3 separate regions of the Homo sapiens genome follow, and regions 1 and 2 are each linked to region 3. Evidence: chromatin contacts called from ENCODE Hi-C or POLR2A ChIA-PET data. All regions are on one chromosome and are shown on one strand. The core of a region is the stretch at or near the end of the contact, and the rest is flanking DNA. Distances in the headings are between cores, read along the strand shown.

The links. A loop is a pair of places that touch in the nucleus more often than their neighbours do. ChIA-PET counts read pairs that join two places held with the same protein, here RNA polymerase II (POLR2A). Pooled maps may share reads with other maps.
Region 1: a loop to region 3 is called in a pooled map, with 2.7 times the contacts of the local background. The contact joins the promoter of LINC02320 here to the enhancer-like site in region 3. A Hi-C loop is called at or near these places in 1 of 168 maps with a recorded cell type or tissue (CD14-positive monocyte) and 8 of 50 pooled maps. POLR2A ChIA-PET finds 5 or more read pairs at or near these places in 20 of 52 experiments (A549, CD4-positive, alpha-beta T cell, CD4-positive, alpha-beta memory T cell and 14 more).
Region 2: a loop to region 3 is called in a map of thyroid gland, with 1.8 times the contacts of the local background. The contact joins two enhancer-like sites. A Hi-C loop is called at or near these places in 10 of 168 maps with a recorded cell type or tissue (CD4-positive, alpha-beta T cell, CD4-positive, alpha-beta memory T cell, CD8-positive, alpha-beta T cell and 5 more), 3 of 37 single-sample maps with no recorded cell type and 14 of 50 pooled maps. POLR2A ChIA-PET finds 5 or more read pairs at or near these places in 37 of 52 experiments (A549, AG04450, B cell and 27 more).

Annotation. Positions count from the first base shown.
Region 1 is chr14:101,728,968-101,733,469 of GRCh38, reverse strand. LINC02320 (long intergenic non-protein coding RNA 2320) reads left to right here and starts at 2,164. Exons shown (of 6, transcript NR_184269.1): 1 at 2,164-2,416. It overlaps LINC00239 (long intergenic non-protein coding RNA 239), which reads right to left and starts at 3,033. Exons shown (of 4, transcript NR_026774.1): 1 at 2,983-3,033; 2 at 2,002-2,113; 3 at 1,494-1,682; 4 at 945-1,234. RefSeq lists enhancers at 1,467-1,566, 2,297-2,356, 1,399-2,598.
Region 2 is chr14:101,837,242-101,841,357 of GRCh38, reverse strand. The region is part of intron 3 of PPP2R5C (protein phosphatase 2 regulatory subunit B'gamma); the gene reads right to left. Among named protein-coding and RNA genes, the nearest start is that of PPP2R5C, 78 kb to the right of the region's middle. RefSeq lists enhancers at 1,806-2,005, 2,256-2,305. Within about 2 kb of position 1,962, at least 7 of the 41 ENCODE cell types and tissues checked have a DNase peak (open chromatin) inside an H3K27ac peak, as active enhancers do; they include CD4-positive, alpha-beta T cell, CD8-positive, alpha-beta T cell and OCI-LY7, where a contact is called at or near this core.
Region 3 is chr14:101,789,047-101,793,430 of GRCh38, reverse strand. All of the region lies in intron 3 of PPP2R5C (protein phosphatase 2 regulatory subunit B'gamma), which reads right to left. Among named protein-coding and RNA genes, the nearest start is that of PPP2R5C, 30 kb to the right of the region's middle. RefSeq lists an enhancer at 2,833-2,902. Within about 2 kb of position 1,404, at least 6 of the 41 ENCODE cell types and tissues checked have a DNase peak (open chromatin) inside an H3K27ac peak, as active enhancers do; they include CD4-positive, alpha-beta T cell, CD8-positive, alpha-beta T cell and OCI-LY7, where a contact is called at or near this core.

The DNA.
Region 1 (4,502 bases), core at 915-3,414, 61 kb after region 3:
CCACCTCTCTCAGGACGCTGGGCCTCAGAACACAGCCGCCATGCTAGGAGGAAGCCCAGTCCACACACAGAGGCCAGCACTCCCAGCTGGGATCCCAGCCAACAGGCAACACCAATGCCAGCTGTGTGAGTGAGGAAGCCTTCAGATGACTCAAACACAAGCCACTGACTGCAACTGGATGAAAGACCCAGATAAGCTGAGCCTAGTTAGTCCCCAGGGCTGGGGGAAATAGTCATCCAATGCTTGTTACAAAACACTCATGGCTGTCTTAAGCCACTTGGTTCTGGGGTGATTTATTAGCCAGCAAGAAGTAACTGGAAGGCCGGGCATGGTGGCTGATGCCTGTAATCCCAGGACTTTGGGAGGCCAAGGTGGGCAGATCACCTGAAGTGAGGAGTTTGAGACCAGCCAACGCATGGTGAAACCCCACCTCTACTAAAAGTACAAAAATTAGCTGGGTGTGGTGGCGCATGCCTGTAATTCCAGCTACTTGGGAGGCTGAGGCATGAGAATTGCTTGAACCTGAGAGGCGGAGGTTGCAGTGAGCCAATATGGCGCTGCTGCACTCCAGCCCGGGCAACACAGTGAGACTCTGTAAAAAAAAAAAAAAAAAAGAAGTAACTGGAATAAAATGAAAATTGTGCTTGTAGGACGTGAGCCAAGCAGATACATGCAGTTGATTTGATACAGTTGTTTACACAATGCACACTTCTACATGCACATGTACCTTGCATATTAGATGCATAATTACATCTGCCCCACTTAATTTTCAGATGCTCTCCGAGATGGGTGGGGGGTGCAATGGCACAGAAATGCATTACGTCGTCAGAGTCAAGGCCCCACTGACAATGCGGGTGCTCATTAGTTAAGCAGATATTATTAGGCATGTTTACCTGAGAGGAGAGGAACATTCTGTGAAATAATAAATCTGCTGGTTTCTATTCTTCTCCCTTTGCAGACTGAGTTTTTATTATTTTGATCCCAGTACCCATTAGAAACACAGTGTCTAAATATTGAAATGCTTTGCTTCAAAAGCTGCTAAGATACAGTGGCAAAGGTAGCCTTGCAATGAGGTTTTATCTCCAGAGTCCCAAGTTTTTGAGACAAATCCAATGACGCAGATCTTGTGGTCAAGGATGATGCAATGGCGCTCCAGGAACAATATCAGGCTCTGTGACTTGGGTGCCTTCTGGGTGTGTGGCGTGGTCTCGGTCTGACAATCTCTAGAACAACCCTACGAGGTGGTAATTATTATTCTCATGCTGCAAGGGATATCTCCCACCTCCTAGGTGGACTCAGGTCTTGTGGGGCTTAATGCTTTTAAATTTGGGCTGCCTTTTGAAGGGAAAAGACTACAAAATTATGAATACAAAATGAGGTTAAGGTCTTGGGAGGGGCCCATGCAAGCTGGGGGCTCTGCAGGTAAGCTTGTTTAGCTTCCCAGCAAATCCACCTCTGAGCTTGCAAATTACAAAGCTGGAATTTGAACTCACATCTGCTGGATGCAAAGTCCGAGGTCTTCCTGTAGCATGACCGTCTTCCTGTGTGATGAGAAACATCAGGCTGCCGAGGCCAAACAGTGGGTGCGTCACTTTCCAATGAGGCAGGTGTGCGGGACAGGAAGTGGGAGGTTCTCCTTGCAGGGGAGCGGCTGCTGCCAACATCCCAGCTGGTACCTGTCCCTGAGAATGGTTTGGCAGGTGGGGGCCACTTGAAGTCTCTGCTCCTACACCCCGTCACCCCTCCCAGGCTGCTTTCAGAGGAGGGCAAAGGGTATTCATTCCAGCCTCCAATTTCTTCCTCCCACTCCTCGAAAGCATTTAAGTGAGGAAGGCAGGGAAAACGTAGATGATTCTGCTATTGACAGGAGGCCTTTTTTTCCTGCTGGAAGTAAAAGGAGACACTCTAGCTGGGCAGCCAGCCCCACCCTCCAGGGCTCCATCTGGCCTGGCTGAGGCTGGCCAGCCCCTGCTGTGCATGGAGGGGTGCTGGGAAGCCTACCTTGCTTCACACTTTCCTCTTCCACACCCGGCCTGTGACTCATGCCTGAAACGCCTCCGTTCAAGCAATTCTTCCTTTTATTGTGAAGCACTGCTCTCTTCCGGCTCCTCCCCTAAGTCACCACGCAGGGGAGATTTAAGGGAGAGGTTATTTCCCCACCGTGTTCAGGGACAACCCTGTGATCATGGTTTTGGTCACATAGCTTCCAAGTGAGTGTTGTGCAAACATTTGCTAGGATCTCTCGGGGAGCCTGTTAGAAAAGAAACTCCTGAGCCTGCTCCAGAGCTTCTGTTCAGCAGGCCTGAGGTGGGACCATACACCTGTCTTTTCAGCAAGCCCCCCCCCACCTCTGAGGATGCACCCCAAAGCTAGAGAATTCCTGCTCTGAGCCATCTCTGAAAGCACCAAGAGCCAGGTTTGGTTTTTTGTTGTTGTTGTTGTTGTTGTTGTTGTTTTGTTTTTTTTTTAATTACACCCAGACCTGGGTACCTGAGCAATCACTGTCTCTGGAATCAGTGCAAAGTTACCGGGAGCTGCAGAGGCCCAGACAGACTGGAAGAGGGGAGAGCTTGGCTCTAACCCATGCAGCCTCCCCATTGCCCAAGTCCACCCCCAGACCACCTCCCTGCATTCAACCACGAGCTTTGTAGAGGGCAGGCATGCCCCAGGGGCTCTCAGCATCACCCCCCTGCCCCTACCTGTGACCAGAGTCTCCCTGGACTCTCAGCTCTGTCTTCCCAACTCGAAGAGCCTGCCAGGCCCCACCTGGGTACCCTTGTCCATACTGTAGCTTGGAAACCCTCTCAAGAAAGGAAGCTGGGTTAATTGCAGGCTCACTTTATTTTCCACATTCTCAGAAATCATTGTGCCTAGTTACCTGATATCCAGTGTATTAGTCTGTCCTCATGCTGCTGATAAAGACATACCCGAGACTGGGTAAATTATAAGGAAAAACAGGTTTAATAGGTTTAATGGACTCACAGTTCCACGGGCCTGGGGAAGCCTTACAATCATGGCAGAAGGTGAAAGGCACATCTTATATGGTGGTGGACAAGAGAGAATGGAACCAAGTGGAGAGGGAAACCCCTTATAAAACCATCAGATCTCGTGAGACTTGTTCACTACCACGAGAACAGTATGGGGGAAACCACCCCCATGATTCAAATATCTCCCACCAGGTCCCTCCCACAACACATGGGAATTATGGGAGCTACAATTCAAGATGAGATTTGGGTGGGGACATAGCAAAACCATATCATCCAGTGTCTTGAGAACTCTTGTTTTATATATTTGGTCCAATTTATTTTGACTTTTTCAGGCAGGAGAGGAAATCCAGTCTCTACATTCCGTCTTGTTTGGGAGTGAAAGTGTTCATTTTCTTTTAAAACAGACAATATCCTTCCAAATCTATAGTTAGTTCACTCATCCATCACTCATCCATAACCACTGTTAATATTTTGGTCTACATTCTAAGATATTTTTTTTCTGTGCATATGCGTGCACGTAGCAGGGTCACAAAATCACTCACAATACATCAGATGTGCAAAGAAAATAGAGTGTCTTCATTTTCCTACTTAATTAATCTGATCTTTCTTGAAAGGTACTCTCTGCTGGGTAATACAATGGGGAGAAACATCCATTCTAGTAACCTTGGTCTAATACAAACATTTAACCAGTTCTTTGAGCAGCTCAGCATTCTGAGGCTGAAGTGTTTGGCCAGTGGGGCTTCTGATGGCTGCCACTGTCTACTCCTCTACTCCAGATTGTGTCTGGGCACACAGCTGGTGGGCTGCAGGATTTGGGGGTTCTTTTGGTAGCCAGGAGGAAGGGGTCCTCTGGTCCACACATGTTCTCCAAGTTTCCCTGAGTTTGGCTGCAGAGCAGTTGGCCTGGGCTACTCCATGGAACGGAGTGGTGGCTGTCGAGGAGCAATGAGTCATGGGAGATCAGGTCACGTAGGGTCTTGTGGGCACTGCGAAGACTCTGGCTTTATTTTTCTTTTTTGAGACAAGGTCTCGCTCTGTCACCCATGCTGGAGTGCAGTGGCATGATCTTGGCTCACTACAGCCTCGACCTCCCAAGTTCACGCAATCCTCCTGCCTCAGCACCTCAAGTAGTTGGGATTACAGCCATGCGCCCCTACACATGGCTAATTTTTGTACTTTTTGTAGAGATGGGGTTTCACCATGTTGCCCAGGCTGGTCTTGAACTCCTGAGCTTAAGTGATCTGCCCACCTTGGCCTCCCAAAGTGTTGGGATTACAGGCATGAGCCACCGCACCTGGCCAAGACTTTGGATTTTATCCCAAATGAAATAGGGAAGCCACTGGAGGGCTTCAATGTGGTGGTAGGAGGCAAATACTGATTGAAAAGGTTCAAGAGAAAATGGGAGGAGAAAAATTGAAGATAATAAGAATAGATACTTCCAGCTGGGTGCAGGGGCTCACACCTATAAGCTCAGCACTTTGGGAAGTTGAGGTAGGGATTGCTTGAGGCCAAGAG
Region 2 (4,116 bases), core at 713-3,212, 47 kb before region 3:
AAAAACACTCAAGGCACAGCACTCTGAGGCCATTACTAGGCACAGTCGCCCCCTTCATTTCTAACTCTGAATCCTTCATTTAGCAAATATCTGTAAAGCCTCGAAGACAGGAAGCAGCAGTAAAACAAAGGTGTTAAGAACTCAGGCAGAAAGCCCAGCTGGAGTCCCAACTCCACCTCTGACTACCTTAGTGACCCTGGGCAGAAAACGATCTCTTTGGGCCTCAGTTTTCTCAACTGGAAAATGGGAATATTGTCTTTACTGGGGTTGATGTGAATTAAGAGATGTACAGTGCTTAGAAAAATCCCTGAAATATAGCATGTCCTCAATAAATGTTGTTTTTGTTTTTTGTTAATGATGTATCAAGTGACTTACCAGCATCTATAACTCAATCTTGTTACTCTCCTGATGGTAACAGAAGCAACTAATGGAAGCAACCAACGGAAGCAACATTTTCATCCTCTCCAGGCATGTCCAAGCAGGCCTCTAATGCACTGCACTCAGCAACTAAATTTGTACCAAATGAAAGGCGGAATCTCAATTTGACAATGTCTGGTTCTGCATAACACAATTATGCATATGCCCTGATAAACAGCACAGCAATAGTGCTTTGCTGTTCTTGATCTTGTAACAGGGCAGTGCAATAGGAACTACTTAAATGTTGGTTGAAAGAGGCTGAATGAACCCCAAATCCAATTACTACAGATGTACCCACTAGGTCATGGGGGGGCCAATCTGTTTGGTGAGTTCACAAACATCTTAGTATTATCAATCTGTGGCATAACTAGATTTGAATGGAAAAATATCCTTAAAGTTTGATAGGTTATAAAAGACCGGTGGAGTGGAGCTTTTTTTTTTTTTTTTTTTTTTTTTTTGGTGGTGGGGGGAGCAGGTGGTGCTGGAAGCTCACATGGGTAAGAAGATAAAAACCAGAAAGCAGCAAGCGGACGAAAAAGGCAAGAGACGCTGGCTGCTATTAACTAGCCGTGACCAGCTGCTTGACCTTTTTGGGCCTCAGTTTCTACACCTGAAAAATGAGGTTCTTTCTGACTCTTTTGAGACTATGAGAGAATGCTTCTTTCAGGAACTTGAGTGCCAGCAGCAAATCCCAGAGAGGGGGAAAAAATGAAAATACAACAGGGTCTCTAAACAGGAACAGAGAAAAGAATAATGTGATATGTATGTTTTTTAATCCAGGAAAATAAGGTACAAGGTGGGCACTACAAGAAGGACCATATAAAAACCTATAAATGAAATCTTTCGCTCTGTGTATAGTGACCACTGGTCTTTACATGAAACAACTTAGTATTCAATGGCTAATGTGATATGTAAACATGTATAACTTATTTTTGAAGAATTTTCTTTTCAGAAAAATAATACATGCTCACTGTAAAATAGAAAAAAAAAAATCCAAACAACACAGGAAAGGCCAACCCAGAGAGAACACTGCTGGCATCTCCGAGTGTGTGCGGACGAGCGCACCACTGAGAGCCAGGCTTCATGGGCTCCTCTGTTCTCTACCCACACCCCCGTGTCCAGCATGTCTCACATGCCAACAAATAGGTAATGCCATTGTCAACTGTTTGAAATTTCACTGGACATGTGTGCTACGATTCAATAAATCAAGTCAGGGTTCTCATGGTGTTCTTTAAAAGCATTACATCACAAATAATGTTTTACTTTATGATTACAGATGGAGGATGGAATACATTTATCTGAGTCTACTCTCTTCTGAAACCTCACTAAAACGACAGGGAATTTTGTAAAGAGTTTACACTTTCCAGGACATGGGATCACAGGGCCGGAGGGCAGGCAGGGAAGCAGCCAGGCGTGCACTGGTGAAGCCTCACCAGCTCAGGTCAGGGTGTCCACAGGTGCCTGTGGAGTAGGGGCACAGATGGGGAAGAAGAGGACTGGCAGGAAGTCGTCGCAGGCTGTTCTCACAGGCCCTGTGCCACCTGTGGTCACGTAACTTGACTCTGGAAATGAGTGTTCTTTTTTTTTTTTGGAGACAGAGTCTTGCTCCGTTGCCTAGGTTGGAGTGCAGTGGTGCGATCTTGGCTTACTGCAACGTCCGCCTCCCGGGTTCAAGTGATTCTCCTGCCTCAGCCTCCTGAGCAGCTGGGATTACAGGCATGTGCCACCACTCCCGGCTAATTTTGTATTTTTAGCAGAAATGGGATTTCACCATGTTGGCTAGGCTGGTCTCGAACTTCTGACCTCAGATGATCCACCTGCCTCAGCCTCCCAAGTGCTGGGATTACAGGCATGAGCCACCGCACCCGGCTTTTTTTTTTTTTTTCTTTTCTAATTTGAGACAGAGTCTTGCTCTGTCGCCCAGGCTGGAGTTCAGTGGTGCAATCTCGGCTCACTGCAACCTCTGCCTCCCAGGTTCAAGTGATTCTCCTGCCTCAGCCTCCTGAGTAGCTGGGATAACAGGCGCCCACCACCACACCCAGCTAATTTTTGTATTTTTAGTAGAGACGGGGTTTCACCATGTTGGCCAGGCTGGTCTCAAACTCCTGACATCAAGCAATCCGCCTGCCTTGGCCTCCCAGAGTGCTGGGATTACAGGCATGAGCCACCATGCCCAGCCAAAATAGTGAAGATTTATACAACCAAGAAGAAAGGACAACACAACCCTCAAAGGATAGGCTGTGTGCCAGGGGCTGCCTCCTCCTTCCCTGGGGCTCCTCCTTTCTGAGAAGATCATGTGCCTGGGAGGCACAGTGCTTTGCTTTTCACAGCCTCCTGGGGCGAGGGGGACAAGAAGTGAGGCCAGGGCCCTGAAGGTAAAGGAGGGGCTGGGAAGACCGCCTGCTCGTTACAACATATAGAGCATATGAGAGAAATGTGCAGCAAATGTGGCAAAATATTGACAAATGGGTGAAATTTTGATTAAATTCTTTATATCATTCTTGCAACTTTTCCATGCTTTTGAAATTATTTAAGAAAGTTAACAAATAAGCAAACAAACTACAAATCAGGAATGGAAAGTGAATTTTACAAAATGCCATTTTCAGATTCACAAGACGCTTGCATTCACCTTCCTTCGACGATTACTACTTCTTACACGCTATGATTTCTCTCCTTTTTCCACCACACCGGCTCCAGGTCTACTTGTCTTTACTCTCCCCGCTTCATCGCTGTCTGCCCCCTTCCAAAACCTGTTCTTTGGTTTCATTCTCTCTTTTTCTTAGTTGATTCATTTCTGCTTTTGTCTTTAAAGAACACAGTAATTCTTCAACTTACTTTGGTTCTTTGCTACCTCTTTAGTGTTTAAATCACTTCTTTTGATTCTTATTTAATAACAATCTTTACACATTAACTCTAAGCCATTACCTTATCTCATTTTTTCATTAATTTGGAGGCAATGGTGGTTCTGCACATGAGAACACGGCCAAGTCCGACAGCCCAGCCTGAATCTCAGTCTCCCACTTGCCAGCTGTCAATTCTGGGGCAAGTGACTGAGCCTACCCTTCCCATTCCCCCATCTGTGAAATGCGGATGAGGACAGCACCTCCTTCGAACAGGGACTGTGAGGAGTGAGTGACATAATAAATGTACATGCTTAGAATAGTGCTTTCAACATATTTATTAGGATTATTAGCTCTTATTCATTTAATAAGATTTGTTCAGAATCTACTTAGTGCTCGTGTTCTAGAGGTTGGAGATAAAGCTTCCAACAAAGCCCACAGTCCTCGCCTCCATGGAAGTTTTGCTTGAGCGACGAAGCTCTTCTCTGCCCCAAGGGACTCCCAGGGATGCCTGGTTTCCGCCTGTGTGTTTATTTCTATTTTTATTGCATTATAATGTGAGAATAAGGTTTCTAATTATTTCAAATTTTTGGAAATCACATCGGTTTCCTCTGTAAGCTAGTATATATTAAGTTTAAAAACTTATACCATGAGGGTCGGGCACGGTGGCTCACGCCTGTAATCCCAGCACTTTGGGAGGCTGAGGTGGGCGGATCACCTGAGATCGGGAGTTGAGGACTAGCCTGACTGACATGGAGAAACCCCATCTCTACTAAAAAAAAATACAAAATGAGCTGGGCGTGGTGGTGCATGACTGTAATCCCAGCTACTTGGGAGGCTGAGGCAGGAGAATCGCTTG
Region 3 (4,384 bases), core at 155-2,654:
CCACGCAGTCCAGTTCCTGCCCGTGAAGTGGTCAGGGAAATATCCTGCTTCAAAAACACTATAATGTTAAAATTAAATTTAAAATATCAATATGAATGTACGATTCAGAAAATTTATATCCTCGCTCCCTCCATTGAAAGCATTTAAAAGTAATGTCAGACCAGTAGCAATAAACATCCCTCTGACCCAGATTTTGGTTGCTAATATATTTACTACTGAAAGGAACCAGGGCTCTTTGAAAAATAGCTGATTTGGCCAGGTGTGGTGGCTCATGCCTGTAATCTCAGCACTTTGGGAGGCCGAGGTGGGTGGATCACTTGAGGTCAGGAGTTTGAGACCAGCCTGGCCAACATAGTGAAACCCCATATTTACAAAAAATATAAAAATTAGCTGGGCATGGTGGCACACGCCTGTAATCCTAGCTACTTGGGAGGCTGAGGCAGGAGAATCATTTGAATGTGGGAGGCGGAGGCTGCAGGGAGCCAAGATTGCACCACTGCACTCCAGCATGGATGAGACCATGAGACTGTCTCAAAAAAAAAAAAAAGAAAAGAAAAATGGCTGATTTGAAGTCTGGGGAAGAGAAGGTATTAAATGAGCCCAAGGGATGTCTCACTGTGTCAGAAATCAAGGAATCAAAAATAAATGAGGCTATGTAAAAAAACAAAAACAAACAAAAAAACACACGAGCTACCCTAAAGGGCACTTAATGATTGCAATTATGCCATCTGAACACCAGAAAGACTAATGCTTTTGGTACATGAAAACACACTGAAATCAACAATATATTAGTCCACAATGATATTAAAACAAAGAGAAAGCTAGAAAAAAGCTTCAGCTGTCACCATTAGAGGGAACTGGTAATAAAAGACAAAGAATTAAGCTTATCCTTCTTTTTCAGTAGGAGCTCCATTTCAAGATAACCAAGTATCTCTGGTTGGTAAGAAAAATCACTGCTTTCAGAAGAACGTTAGAGTAAATGTTGAATTCGCTAGTGAAACTGAAACTACTGACTCAGGCAAGGATTATCAACTGTTGTTCAAGACATTAGCACATGGTTGACAGGGAATACACATTGGTAGGATGCCAAAATATACACTGCAGACTATTACTAGTACTTTTTGAATTGTAAAGGGAAATATGTAATTGTTCAATAGAGATATCAATCTGTCATCAACTGAATTCACTAGTAAAACTGAAAATTTAGCATCACTTCTGATGATAGGCAACCAGAGGCTATGCATCTCTCACAATAATGTCACTATCTCCTAAGTTATAAAGCGTTGCCTCTGATGTATTTCAGCCAAAAAAGGTTTCCATTTACAGGAACCGCAGTGGGGTAAGTGGGATATATTGCAGAACAACTGGGTCGGTTGATTTAACAAACCAGTGTTGTGGTTTAAGGCACTCCCAGATTGGCAGTGCCTCCAGGTGTCTGGCAGAGCAAAAACAAATCCCTATTGAAGAAGACACTTTGATTCTAGGTTTCAATTTATTTCACATATCTGAATACAATGACCAATATACAATAAAAAAAATCAGGTACACAAGGAAATAAGACATCATGAACAAAATGTGTCAAACACCTCAGATACTAGTGTGACCTGACGCAGGCTATAAAACAGCTGCGTTTACTATACTTATTTAGTATACTATACTAAACTTGTATACCATACAAGTTTTGATGGTATGTTCAAGAGAATAGGAAAATATTTTAAAATGGCACTGCAGACTGAAAAAAGAACCAAACAGAACTTTCATAAATGAAAAAAAAAACCCTGAAATTAAAAGCTCAAAAGAAGGGTTTGACACATATAGACAAATCTGAAGATTTACAACGAATAACAAAAATTGAGAATAAGCGTTTCAAAACTTTCGTATCAACTTAACAGGGTAATCTTATGTCTACTGACTATAATAATAAAAACACTATTTTATACACAGTGTATTTTGTACTTCACTTCTGTAATAATTTATTTTTACTGTATTTTATTTTCTGTTAAAATAAAGGACTCATATCTGGGAAAACATACTGTTACAATTCAACAAGAAGAAGACAACCAACTTAAAAAAAGACATCTCATCAAAGAAGAGAGACAAATGGCTAACAGGCATATGAAAAGATGCTTAAAATTTCCAGTCATTGGGGAAAGGCCAATGGAAACCACAGTGAGACACCATTACACACCCACAAGAATTAAGCTATAATCGAAAAGACAATAATAGATATTGGCAAGAATGTGGCCACATCAGAGCCCTCATACATTGTTGGTGGAAATGTAAAACAGTACAACCACTTTGGAAAACAGTTTGGCAGTTTCTTTTTCTTTTCTTTTCTTTTTTCTTTTTTTGAGACGGAGTCTTGCTCTGTTGCCCAGGCTGGAGTGCAGTGGTGTGATCTCGGCTCACTGCAACCTCCACTTCCCAGGTTCAAGCAATTCTCCTGCCTCAGCCTCCCGAGTAGCTGGGGCTACAAGCGAGTGCCACCATGCTCAGCTGATTTTTTGTATTTTTAGTAAAGATGGAGTTTCACCGTGTTAGCCAGGATGGCCTTGATCTCCTGACCTCATGATCCGCCCGCCTCGGCCTCCCGAAGTGCTGGGATTACAGGCGTGAGCCACGGTGCCCAGCCAACAGTTTCTTAACAAGCTAAACATAAATTTACCACACAAGCCAGGAATTCCACTCCTAGGTATCTACTCAAGAGAAATGAAATATCTGCTCGCACAGACTTCTATGCAAATGTTCACAGCAGCACTGTTACTCATACCAGCTAAGAAACAGCCCAAATGTCCATTAACTGGTGAACGGATAAACAAAATGTGGTGTATCCATCTGACTGAATATGATGCGGCATTAAAAAGAAACAACACAGATGAACCTCAAAAACCTTACAGCAGGTGTAAAAGACTACCTATGGTATGACTTCGCTTATATGAAGTGTCCGGAAGAAAGTAAGTCTAGAGACAGAAAGCAGATCAGTGGGTGCCTGCAGCTGGGGCCCGGAGGGGAACTTAATGGTGAATGGCACGAGGTAACTTTTGGAGGCAGATGGAAACATTCTAAAACAGAATTGTGGTGACGGTTGCACAACTCTATGTATTTGCTAAAATAACTAAATTTTCCAGTTACAATGGGTGAGTTTTAGGATATGTAAATTATGCCTCAACTCTAAAAAAGAAAAACCTATGACTTGAAAAGTTAGGAAAAAATAAAATCTAGGGATAGGGCTGAAGGTTACACTCAGAATGAATACGTGGCTTTAAATTCTTTTATTATTAAAAAGCAAACTAAAAATAAGTCAACTCTCTATTCAACTTAATAAATGAAGAAAAGGTTAAAATAAAAGACATAGGATAATTAAAGATAAAAGTACAGATGAATAATACTGAACACAAACAGAACAGTCAAAAGAATAAATGAACTTATAAGGAGACATAACCGCCACTGATAAGGAAGAGATTAAAAGGTGCATTAAACAATGACCATGTACTAGTTAACAGACCCCCCTTTCTAAATGGACGCACTGTGCTAAGAAGCTACAGACGTTTCATAGAGAAAAGCAACAGGCCCACTGAGTTCCAAGTCAAACTTTCAACCCTATTTCATGGACACATTCCACATTTTATTGTTTCTGAAATCCGGGTCCATCTCATTATCCCTGTCATAAGGTGGCAGTGTGAGGGAGCTGCGGGAAAAGCTGCTCCAGGCCACCCCAGGAACCTTCACAAAGTGCTGGTGACAACAAATCTTAGACAGGACAAAATACAGGTTTATGAAAAAGAACAAAACTACAGACCAGCTCCATGTAGTAAATACGGAAGCAAATATTCTAAAGAAAATTAGTTCCAAACACTATGAAAATACACTGTGACAAAACTGACAAAATGCAAAGATATTTCAAAACCAGAAAAATCTGTCAACACAGCAATTATAATAGTAACATCTTAAAGAGGAAAATCATATGGCATTTGACCAAATTCAGCAGCAGTACCCACCCAGCATGCACTGGCATGGCGCCAACCAGCCTGCATGGGTCCGGGAAGAGTCCTGTGAGCTTGGACTCCGGAGCACCAGCGGCCTTGCAAAGGCTGCTTACCAGAAACCAAGAGCCACTTTCCCATCAACTTAGGAAACGCTGAAGCCATTTACTGAAATGGGAGAAAACAGGAATGCCTGCTATCACCTCTGTTCCAGGTTTTATTGGTCCTTCTTAGTGGCAGAATAAAATTAAAATAACTAGTCTATGTTGGCATAAATAGTGGAAGAGAGATAAAAGAATCTATTGCAAACAACAGGACTATATATGCAGACTGTAGTGGAAAAATTAATTAAGACTAATACGAAAATGTGGTAAGGTGACGGCAAAAGAAAATATTTAAAA